Linked DNA regions of Homo sapiens: region 1 is linked to region 2. Evidence: read pairs that join two places in POLR2A ChIA-PET (ENCODE). Cell type or tissue: OCI-LY7. All regions are shown on one strand. Each heading gives the region's core, and the rest is flanking DNA. Links, peaks and the distances in the headings are about the cores only.

Region 1 (7,118 bases), core at 2,238-4,737, 120 kb before region 2:
AATACCATAGGCGTTGCAGGCCATATGGGTCACTGTTGCAACTATTCAACCCTGCCACTGTAGTGAGTGGCTGTGTTCCAGTAAACTTTTTCACAAAGCAAGCGGTGGGCTGGATTTACCCTGCAGGCCAAAGTCTCGTGACTCACAGACTAGAAGATAGAGGGAAATGAAGCCAATTTGAGGAAGAAGTTCATGGGTTCAATTTTATCAGGCCATGTCAGCAGAGATTTTTCAAGAGAGAGATGATAGCATCATTCTAGGGATAAAGAGACCCCAGGGCTGGAGGCATAAAACTGTCACCATGAGGTGATAGTTATGGGGCTGAGATCACCCAGGGGAACGGTCTGAGAAGAAAGGAGATCGAGGACATTTCTCTGTCGCAATATAACAGTGAATACCCAATGTTACTTCAGATCACTATGGCCCTGGAAAGGAATGAACATTACAATCTAACCTCTTTTAACTCCTACTTTTTAAAAAGAGGGCTCCTATTTTTGAAGTGGGGCTTTCAGTCCCTTTTCCAAGATAAATAAGTTTAAAGTTTCAAATTTACAGATGAAAATTTCCTAATGGCTAGAAAATAAGGCAATGCTAAAATAAAGTGCTTATCAACTTCTTTAGATTTTTATTATGAAATATTTTATGTGCAAAGAACATATAGTGTGTATGTAAAGCATAATGAATAACAATAAAGCAAATGCACCCATCCATATCTCAAGAAAGTAGTTCATTACGAATGCCACTGACAAATTACTTATTTAGAGACAGGGTCTCACTCCATCACCCAGGCTGGAGCACGGTGGCAGGATCACAGTTCACTGCAGCCTCGACCTCCCAGGCTCAAGCGATCCTCCCACCTGAGCCTCCCAAGTAGCTGGGGACTACATGCACATGCTACCATGCCTGGCTAAACTTTTTGCGTGTGTAGAGACAGGATCTTGCTATGTTGCTCAGGCTGGTCTCAAACTCCTGGTCTCAAGTGATCCTCCCACCTCAGCCTCCCAAAATGCTGAGATTACAAGCATGGGCCACTGCACCCGGCTCACTGACAACTTTTCATACCACAAGCATTAGTCTCTAAACTACAAATGAAAGCAGGCAGCCCACAGCCAGATAATGCTTTCAGATGTTTTCTTTGGCCAACAGTGGGTTTTTTTCTTTTTAGTTGCCAACATTTAAATATCAAGAAACTTCACATGAAAATCAGCATTCTGGAGTATCATCAAAAATGGAAGATGTAGCTTCACTACTCCCACGTTCACCATGGCAACAAGTGGCTAGAACTGAAGAGCAGCTCTCCCCTTTGAATGAACATGTATTCACCAGTTCACTGCAGTCCCCACATTCCCTACTGTCCTATACCCGCCTCCCATTTCACTTATTTATTTTACCCAACCTGGCACTTCGGTTTGTGACCCCTGCTTATGTGATTGTGGTTTCCAACCTTTGGGAATATGGGAAATATTATTTACAGTAAAAAAATTTAACAGACTCTCAATAGGTATATAACTAAAAGTAAGACAAGTCCACAATCCCTATCACCATTTTGTAATCCAAAAAGTTCTAAAAAACAAATCTTTTTTTGTAACTTATTTGGCAATAAAAGTTGACCTGAACTGATATTAAACTATGCATAATCTTCATGCATATCCATTCAGTGGGAATATATGTATATATATTTTGCTATACTAATGTTTGATTATGGGATTTTGTCCCAGACCCCACTGGAAGTATTACATAACAACAATATATGCATATTATTACTTTTAGAAAAATCTGAAAAATTCTGAATTCTAAAACTTATCTGGCCCAATGATTCCAGATAAGGGACTGTGGGCCTATTACACTTTTAATCCCTACCTTTAAGAAAATACAAACACAGCGAACAGATGAGAGTTTAACATTTTTACATGGATTTGTACTTCACTAGTTACTACAGCATCTACCTACACTTGAGAAACTGAAATAGAATGATAAAGGTGAAACATCCTGTGGTCTGACAAAAATGCACGGTGCACGTACTGACTGCAGCGCCCTAGGCCATAATCAAACTTGGAAGGTTTTGCCTCGTCCACTCTGCTACAAAGGCAATTCCATAATAGCGTAACATGCCGCTTACACATATAAAAATGATGCTAAATGAACATATCCTTTTATGGTTCAAATTTACAGATGAAAATTTTCTACTGGTTCATCATTTTTATGGTTTTAGAGTTCATTTCTTCCCCCCAGTAAAGAATGGATTTTCACTCAACTATAAATACTTCTGGATTTCTTAACATGTAAACTACATAATAAGGCCATAAAAGATGAGATTGAGAAGCTGCTGCAACGACAAGAGGACCTCTTTCCACCCTGCTCTATGGAGAGGTTGATGGAATCCACTCAGATTGAAGCAAAGCACACATTACCTATCCCTTCTCAGAAATACTGTTCAGAGTTCCCCTAGAAAAGGCAGAGTGGGCAGGCGTGGTGGCTCACGCCTGTAACCCCAGCACTTTGGGAGGCCAAGGTGGGTGGATCACCTGAGGTCAGGGGTTCAAGACCAGCCTGGCCAACATGGCAAAACTCCATCTCTACTAAAAAATACAAAAATTAGCCAGGCTTGGTGGCTCATGCCTGTAAGCCCAGCTACTCGGGAGGCTGAGGAAGGAGAATCGCTTGAACCCAGGAGGTGGAGGTTGCAGTGAGTCGAGATTGTACCACTGCACTCCAGTCTGGGCGGCAGAGCGAGACTCCGTCAAAAAAAAAAAAAAAAGGGTGGGGGGAAGGAAAGGTAGAGTGAAGATCAGTGGGAGGAAAAGGACACAGTGGAGTGGGTGAGGGATGCAGAATGTTACTGCTGGCAACGTAAGGATAAGGTTTGTGATCATCAAATACAGGCAGGGCTGACTCAGGGAAGAGAGATGAGATTCATTCAATTCGGCAGCAGGGGACTGTTCTGGGATCAGTAGGTAGAGACACATTTTGACTCAGTGTGAGAATTCACATTGCTGGTAGTGGATCCAACTACCTAGTGAGTGGTCCATTCTACATACCTCCTAGGAGTGGAAGACTCCTAGAGGTCATTAGATCTCTGTGATCAGAATTTATAGCTGCTGCAGAATCAGAAACCTGGGTTTGGGTCCACGGCTCTGTCTCTTGCGAGCTTGATGACCTCTTTGATCTCTGGCTTCCTCATCATTAAATCAGAAATAAGTAACATCACCTCAGAGGGTGGCTATGAGAATGCAATGAAATAAAAGTATGCAAAGCACCAAGCCCAGCAGCTTCATAAGCACAGAAGATGTTTAATAAACATTAATAAACACTAATCCTTCCCTGGTGAAGAGGCAGCCCAGTTCCTGTACTCAAAAGCACTTGGGAACCACAGGAAGAGGCCCTGGACCCAAGCCATGCCTCAGCCACTACTCAGTAACTGTGCAAACTTAGAAAGTCAGGTTTCTTCCTCTTTTTTTTCTTTTTTTTTTTGAGACAGGGTCTTGCTCTGTCACCCAGACTGGAGTGCAGTGGCATGATCTCAGCTCACTGCAGCCTCGACTTTCCAGGCTCAGTTGATCCTCCCACCTCAGCCTCCCAAGCAGCTGAGACAGGCAAACACCACCACTCCTGGCTAGTTTTCTGTATTTTTTGTAAAGACCGGGTTTCACCATGTTGCTCAGGCTGGTCTGAAATTCCTGGGTTCAAGTGATCCTCCTACCTCGGGCTCTCAAAGTGTCAGGATTACAGGCGTGAGCCACCCCACCCCACCCAGCCAGGTTTCCATCTTTGTCAGAGAGAAGTTATCATTGTCAGGAGACGAAATCCAAGCCAGGTGGTTTAGTACAGCACTTTGTAAACTAAACCACCATAGAAATGTTATAGACTGTTACTATCAGACCTTTTCAAGATTTTAGTAAAGAAAGGATGAGCTGTTTTTCAACAAATCCAAAGAACTGAAAACATCAGGGTAAGGTACAGGGGAATAAATGAAAAAGAGGGACTGTCAATTTCTGAGTCCTTCTAGACAAGCAGTTGGGTGATCCACAGAAATATTTTGTTCAGCTGCATATAGTGTCCCCGTAGTTTAATTTGGATTAAACGCCAGCTAGTTAAAATGCAGATTTCAGGAAAACTCCACAGGTGGTCCACACTGGGCCTACATTACCACAGCAGCCCCTTTGGTGGGACACAGTCCTCCAGGTCCCCTGAGGCCTTCACATGGCCCAAAGCACTGATTCATTTTACTGGCCTCGCCCTCTAGGCATTTGGGTTTACAACCTTGGGTTCTCAAAAAACAACTATCTGTGAAAGCATTCAGACCTCCAAGGGAAACTTCAGTCAGGGAAGAAATCAACACCCAAGGAGACACTCCCTATCAGAGCCTCAGTACTATGCTCTCCTAGTTGTCTCTCAAATTTTTTTTCTCCTTGATACTTCTGTAACTTCAAGGTCTTCATCCCAGTGTACTCCTTCCTCTACTCAAGACATCATCTCCCCAAAAACACCATTGGTGATGATCTGCATCTAAGGGTTTTCAAGAAACAAAACATCTCTCTTTTTAGCAGGGCTACAAAAGACACACCATGACCTTTATTTCTTGCCTGATTACCACCCATTACCATCCACTCTCAGTCCATATGGTTTGGGTGCGCTGACTCCAGTCCATTTCTGGGGAAAGGCATGTGACCCAGAAGCATTCAGAGCCAATCCTGGGACTCGGGCCACAGTGACTGCGAGATGAGTATTCTTTCCCTCTGAGACTTGGAAGATGTGGAAGTCTCCCAGTGGACACAGTGCCTACCTAAAGAGTGGAACCGAGGCCAGGCGCAGTGGCTCATGCCTGTAATCCCAGCACTTTGGGAGGCCAAGGTGGGCAGATCATCTGAGGGCAGGAGTTTGAGACCAGCCTGGCCAACATGGCAAAACCACATCTCTACTGAAAATACAAAAATCAGTCGGGCATGGTGGTACAGGCCTGTAGTCCCAGCTACTTGGGAGGCTGAGACGGGAGAATTGCTTGAACCTAGGAGGTGGAGGCTGCAGTGAGCCGCGCCACTACACTCCAACCTGGGTGACAGAGCCAGACTCCGTCTCAAAAAAAAAAAAAAAGAGTGGAACCCCCAGAAGAAGCCAAATCTGCAGCCACACTACTTATTAGAGGCTCTTTTGGTCACTTATGAGCCAATCAATTCCCGTCTTTGCTATGAACTGGGTTTTCTTACAACCAAAAGAGACCTAATCAATACAAGAGATATTTGAAATAAGGGCTTGAAAATGAAGGCAGAGAAAGGTGCTCAGATTTTCTCCTCTGGGAAGCTTTTGTTACCTCCCTCAATCCAATGACAGCTGGGTTTTGCTCTGTGCATTAGCCATCCCTCTTAAGCACTTATCTCATGTATATAATTATTTTTTGCCTGCCTACCTCTTCCACGTATCTCCTGAGCTCCCTCAGGGCAGAAACCATGCCCGTATTCACCTTTGATTCTTTAATACCCTGGATAACAGGACACAGTGTAGGCTCAACAAGTGTCTGTTGAATGCATGAATCAACAAAAGGCAGGTGGACTAAAAGAACCATCCTACTTCTCTTCTTTGGGACACTCACACCATGAGACCACCTCATAAGCCTTGCCCCTGTGAGTTTCAGGCCGTCTTCTCAAATAGACTTACCCACCCATCGTAAACAAACTGCATCATGCGAACTCATTCCTTCCAGGCATTACTAATTCTCTACAAGTCCCTCCCCTGGAACCTTACAGTGAAAGTACTCAAAGGTCTCCCTTCTGAGGAGAATATCTCACTGCAAGACACCACCTAGAATTCCACAAATTGATAAACCAAAACACGATGGGCATGACATTCACATATATAACTTCCTTCTCCACCTAGATCGCAGGGGCGAAAACAAAAAAACCCTTTGCTTTGTAGCCTTCATCTTGACCTAAAAACACCCAGAATCCTGATTCTGGGGCCAACCAACCACCTACTTCCAAGCAGTAACAATTCTAGGCACTCTCCAGCCTCCGTTTATCTTCCTTAGTCCTTTCTGATTACTTAAGCAGAAAACACATACACACACACATCTAGGAAATCAACAGCAAGGAAGCAACAGGTTTCCCAGTTAAAAACAGATGTTCTGACTTTGGGTGCATAATTGCCACACCCTTAATAGTTCTGTAATAGCTTCAGCTTCCACTGGCATCTAGCAATAAAGATTTTTAAAGACAGTCAAAGGTCAGGCCCAGAATTACAGCTCCAGCATGAATCACCATCTACTCTATCCACTTCATGTTTTCCCATACTCGGGCCCACACCACCAAGGCGATCTAGTAAGAACTCAAATACCAGAATTAACAATGTCTACTGCACCCTGGCCATGGGGTAGGAACCACAGCAGACCCTGGGAATCAAAGGAGACACAGCAAGGACTCTCAAGGTATTTATCTGATGGAGAACACACACAAGAGGCAGTCACAGCACAGAAAAGCAAGTGCTACACAGGATTACAAGAACGCCCAGGAGAGGCATCCAATCTATGCTGTAGCATCATAGAAGGCCTTTCAGAGGCAGAGGGACCTTTCCCAGAAGGCTGAAGAATGAGCAAGAGGTGCCTGGAGAAAAGGTGTGGTGGGAGAGGCTTCCAGGAGTTCCAAGTAGATGCTAGCAGGTAAGAAAGCAAGACCTCCTGTGGAAACTGAAGGTAGGCAAGCATGGCCGGAATTTTAAAATGTGAAGGTGCCAGGCAAGGTGGCTCACGCTTGTAGTCCCAGAACTTTGGGAGGCCAAGGCAGGCAGATCAGTTGAGGCCAGGAGTTCGAGACCACCCTAGGCAACATGGCAAATCCCCACTCTACAAAAAATACAAAAATTAGCGGATGTGGTGGTGCCCACCTGTAGTTCCAACCACATAGGTGGCTGAGGCGAGAGGGTCGCTTGAGCCCAGGGAAGTCAAGGCTGCAATGAGACAAGATCGCACCACTGCACCCCAGCTTGGGTGACAAAGGGAGACCCTGTCTCAAAAAAAAAAAAAAGTGTGAAGGGAGAAGCCTCTAAGATGACCCAGGAGTCAAAGAGACCCTAAATAGCTTGGTAGATTTAAGTCTCAGAACTTTGTATAAAAAGAGTGAAAGTCCCTT
Region 2 (2,500 bases), core at 1-2,500:
AGTTGTGCACCACCATGCCTGGCTAATTTTTGTGTTTTTAGTAGCAAGCCATTTTATTAGGCAGCAATTTGCTGGTCTTCTCTGCGACCCCCATTTTACATAGAGACTAACCCATTCAGGGTGGAGGTGAAGGGAACAGGATAACAAATATAGCTTCCTTTGTGTTAACATTCATCTGCTCAGTTTCCTGACCCATACTATTATTTTTCATATGATCTCACAATTTTCAGGTTTACCCGAGTCCAGAGTGGCTTTCATTATAGCCATGAAAGGCACATTTCCAAGATGGACTTTAGACGTTTCAATGTAAAACACTTATTTTTCATACATAAAACTATAGCTCATTTTTTCAAAGGTAGTTAATTGCTTCATGAAATAGATTATACTTACCTTGGTTCAGATGCCTTTAACCAAAAAAAAAAAATTTGAAAGTTGCTGTTTCTCCCATAGAGTCTGCAGATTAACCTCTGACACTGCAGAAGGGCGCATGCTCTCTGTTTTGCTCTTCTCCTGGGGTGGGCTTCACAGGGATAATTTCTGTCATCACTGGGTGATAGCTTGTTTCTGTGCCTCCCCTCCCCCCTAGGATATTTTGCTCGAGTCCATGGTGTCAGTCAGCTTATAAAGGCATTTCTACGGAAGACAGAATGTCATTGTCAAATTGTCAACCTTGGGGCAGGCATGGATACCACCTTCTGGAGATTAAAGGTATGTTCAAATTCCCCTCCTCCCTCCCCAAGTGTTTAGATTTTTTTCGTTAGATTTTCACCTAATTCGAAATGTAAACATATATTAAAAGTTATGCAGCGAAAGCCTGTCTCCCACCCCTGTCCCATCTGCCTAGATGCCCCTACGACTCTCAGTCCTGTTTTATCTCACCAGGGCCCTGGTGACAGATATTTTAGGTTGTCTCTAATTGTTGTTACAAATGGAGCTATAATAAAAATCCTTATATTTCCCTCAGTATGAGTAGAAATATGTCAGGAGGAGAAATTCTACCAGTAGAATTGCTGGAATGGAGAGCTCATGCATGCATTTGTAACTTTTTTTTTTTTTTTTTGAGCCAGAGTCTTGCCCTGTCACCCAGGCTGGAACGCAATGGCACAATCATGGCTCATTACAGCCTCGAACTGCTGGGCTTAAGCAATTCTCCCACATCAGTCTCCCAAGTAGCTGGGACCACAGGCATGCGCCACCACATCTGGCTAATTTTTTAAGTTTTTGTGTAGAGACAGCGGTCTCACTATGTTGCCCAGGCTGGTCCTGAACTCCTGGCCTCAAGCGATCCTCCTGCCTCAGCCTCTCAAAGTGCTGGGATTATAGGCATTAGCCACTGCGCCCAGCCTATATTTGTAATTTTGACAGTAACTAAGATTTTGTCAGGATAATGGCTTCTTGGGTAAAATTTGGAGATTCATATGGCTGGGTGATGATAATATGTTGCAAAGCCATTTTGTAATCTTTTTCTGATTTGGTCTCTTAACTGCTCTGTTAGAGTATGAATGCAGGTCTAATTACATTCTCAGAGGGAAAGAAAACTGGAGTGTGGTCTTTGGCTCCTGGGCTTAGGTTTTTTTTTTTTTTTTTTTTTTTTTTTTTTGAGACAGTCTTGCTCCTCTGTTGCCCAGGCTGGAGTACAATGCCACAATCTTGGCTCACTGCAGCCTCCACCTCCCGGGTTCAAGCGATTCTCCTGCCTTAGCCTCCTGAATAGCTTGGACTACAGGTGCACACCACCATGTCTGGCTAATTTTTGTATTTTTAGTAGAGACGGGGTTTCACCGTGTTGGCCAGGCTGCTCACAATCTTCTGACCTTGTGATCTGCCTACCTCGGCCTCCCAAAGTGCTGGGATTACAGGCGTGAGCCACCGTGCCTGGCCTCCTGGGCTTAGATTTTAATAGCCAAACCGTTTCCCTACAAAGTCCTCACTAATTGGCCGGGCATGGTGGCTCACACTTGTAATCCCAGCACTTTGGGAGGCTGAGGTGGGCAGATCACTTGAGGTCAGGAGTTAGAGACCAGCCTGGCCAACATGGTGAAACCCTGTCTCTGTTAAAAACAGAAATTAGCTGGGTGTGGTGGTGGGCACCCGTAATCCTAGCTACATGGGAGGCTGAGGCAGGAGAATTGCTTGAACCCAGGAGATTGTGGTTGCAGTGAGTCGAGATCATGCCACCGCACTCCAGCCTGGGCGACGAGTGAGACTTCGTCTCTTAAAAAAAAAAAAAAAAAAAGTCCTCACTAATTGCATTTTTTTTTTGTAGGTTTGTACAGATTTTGCTTGGTTCTTCTGTCAGGTCCGTCATGTGACAGTAATGGGAACGTGCATTTCTCCAGATTTTTTGCGGATGTTGACCAAGACCCACTTATCTGTTTTGTCCCCTAATCAGTTCACCTGATATGAAGGTCTTTGGTCATCAGAGCTCTCAACCCTTCTCTTATTGAAGTGAGAAATCAGTGACTTCAACAGAGTGTGGGTATTTCTTTGCCTCTGCATT

Evidence for each region. Peaks named below come from ENCODE experiments on the same cell type or tissue, not always from the same donor. Only the 100,000 strongest peaks of a DNase experiment are listed, where the experiment ranks them.
Region 1: POLR2A ChIA-PET joins it to region 2 with 9 read pairs; 3 of 35 experiments call an interaction of 5 or more read pairs at or near these places.

The regions. Positions count from the first base shown.
Region 1 is chr16:25,006,623-25,013,740 of GRCh38, forward strand. All of the region lies in intron 1 of ARHGAP17 (Rho GTPase activating protein 17), which reads right to left. Among named protein-coding and RNA genes, the nearest start is that of ARHGAP17, 5.2 kb to the right of the region's middle. RefSeq lists an enhancer at 3,546-3,645. In OCI-LY7, for the core only: no CTCF peak of the experiment used is centred there; a DNase peak (open chromatin) is centred at 3,402.
Region 2 is chr16:25,131,816-25,134,315 of GRCh38, forward strand. LCMT1 (leucine carboxyl methyltransferase 1) reads left to right here. Exons shown (of 11, transcript NM_016309.3): 3 at 587-708. Among named protein-coding and RNA genes, the nearest start is that of LCMT1-AS2, 16 kb to the right of the region's middle. In OCI-LY7, for the core only: no CTCF peak of the experiment used is centred there; no DNase peak of the experiment used is centred there.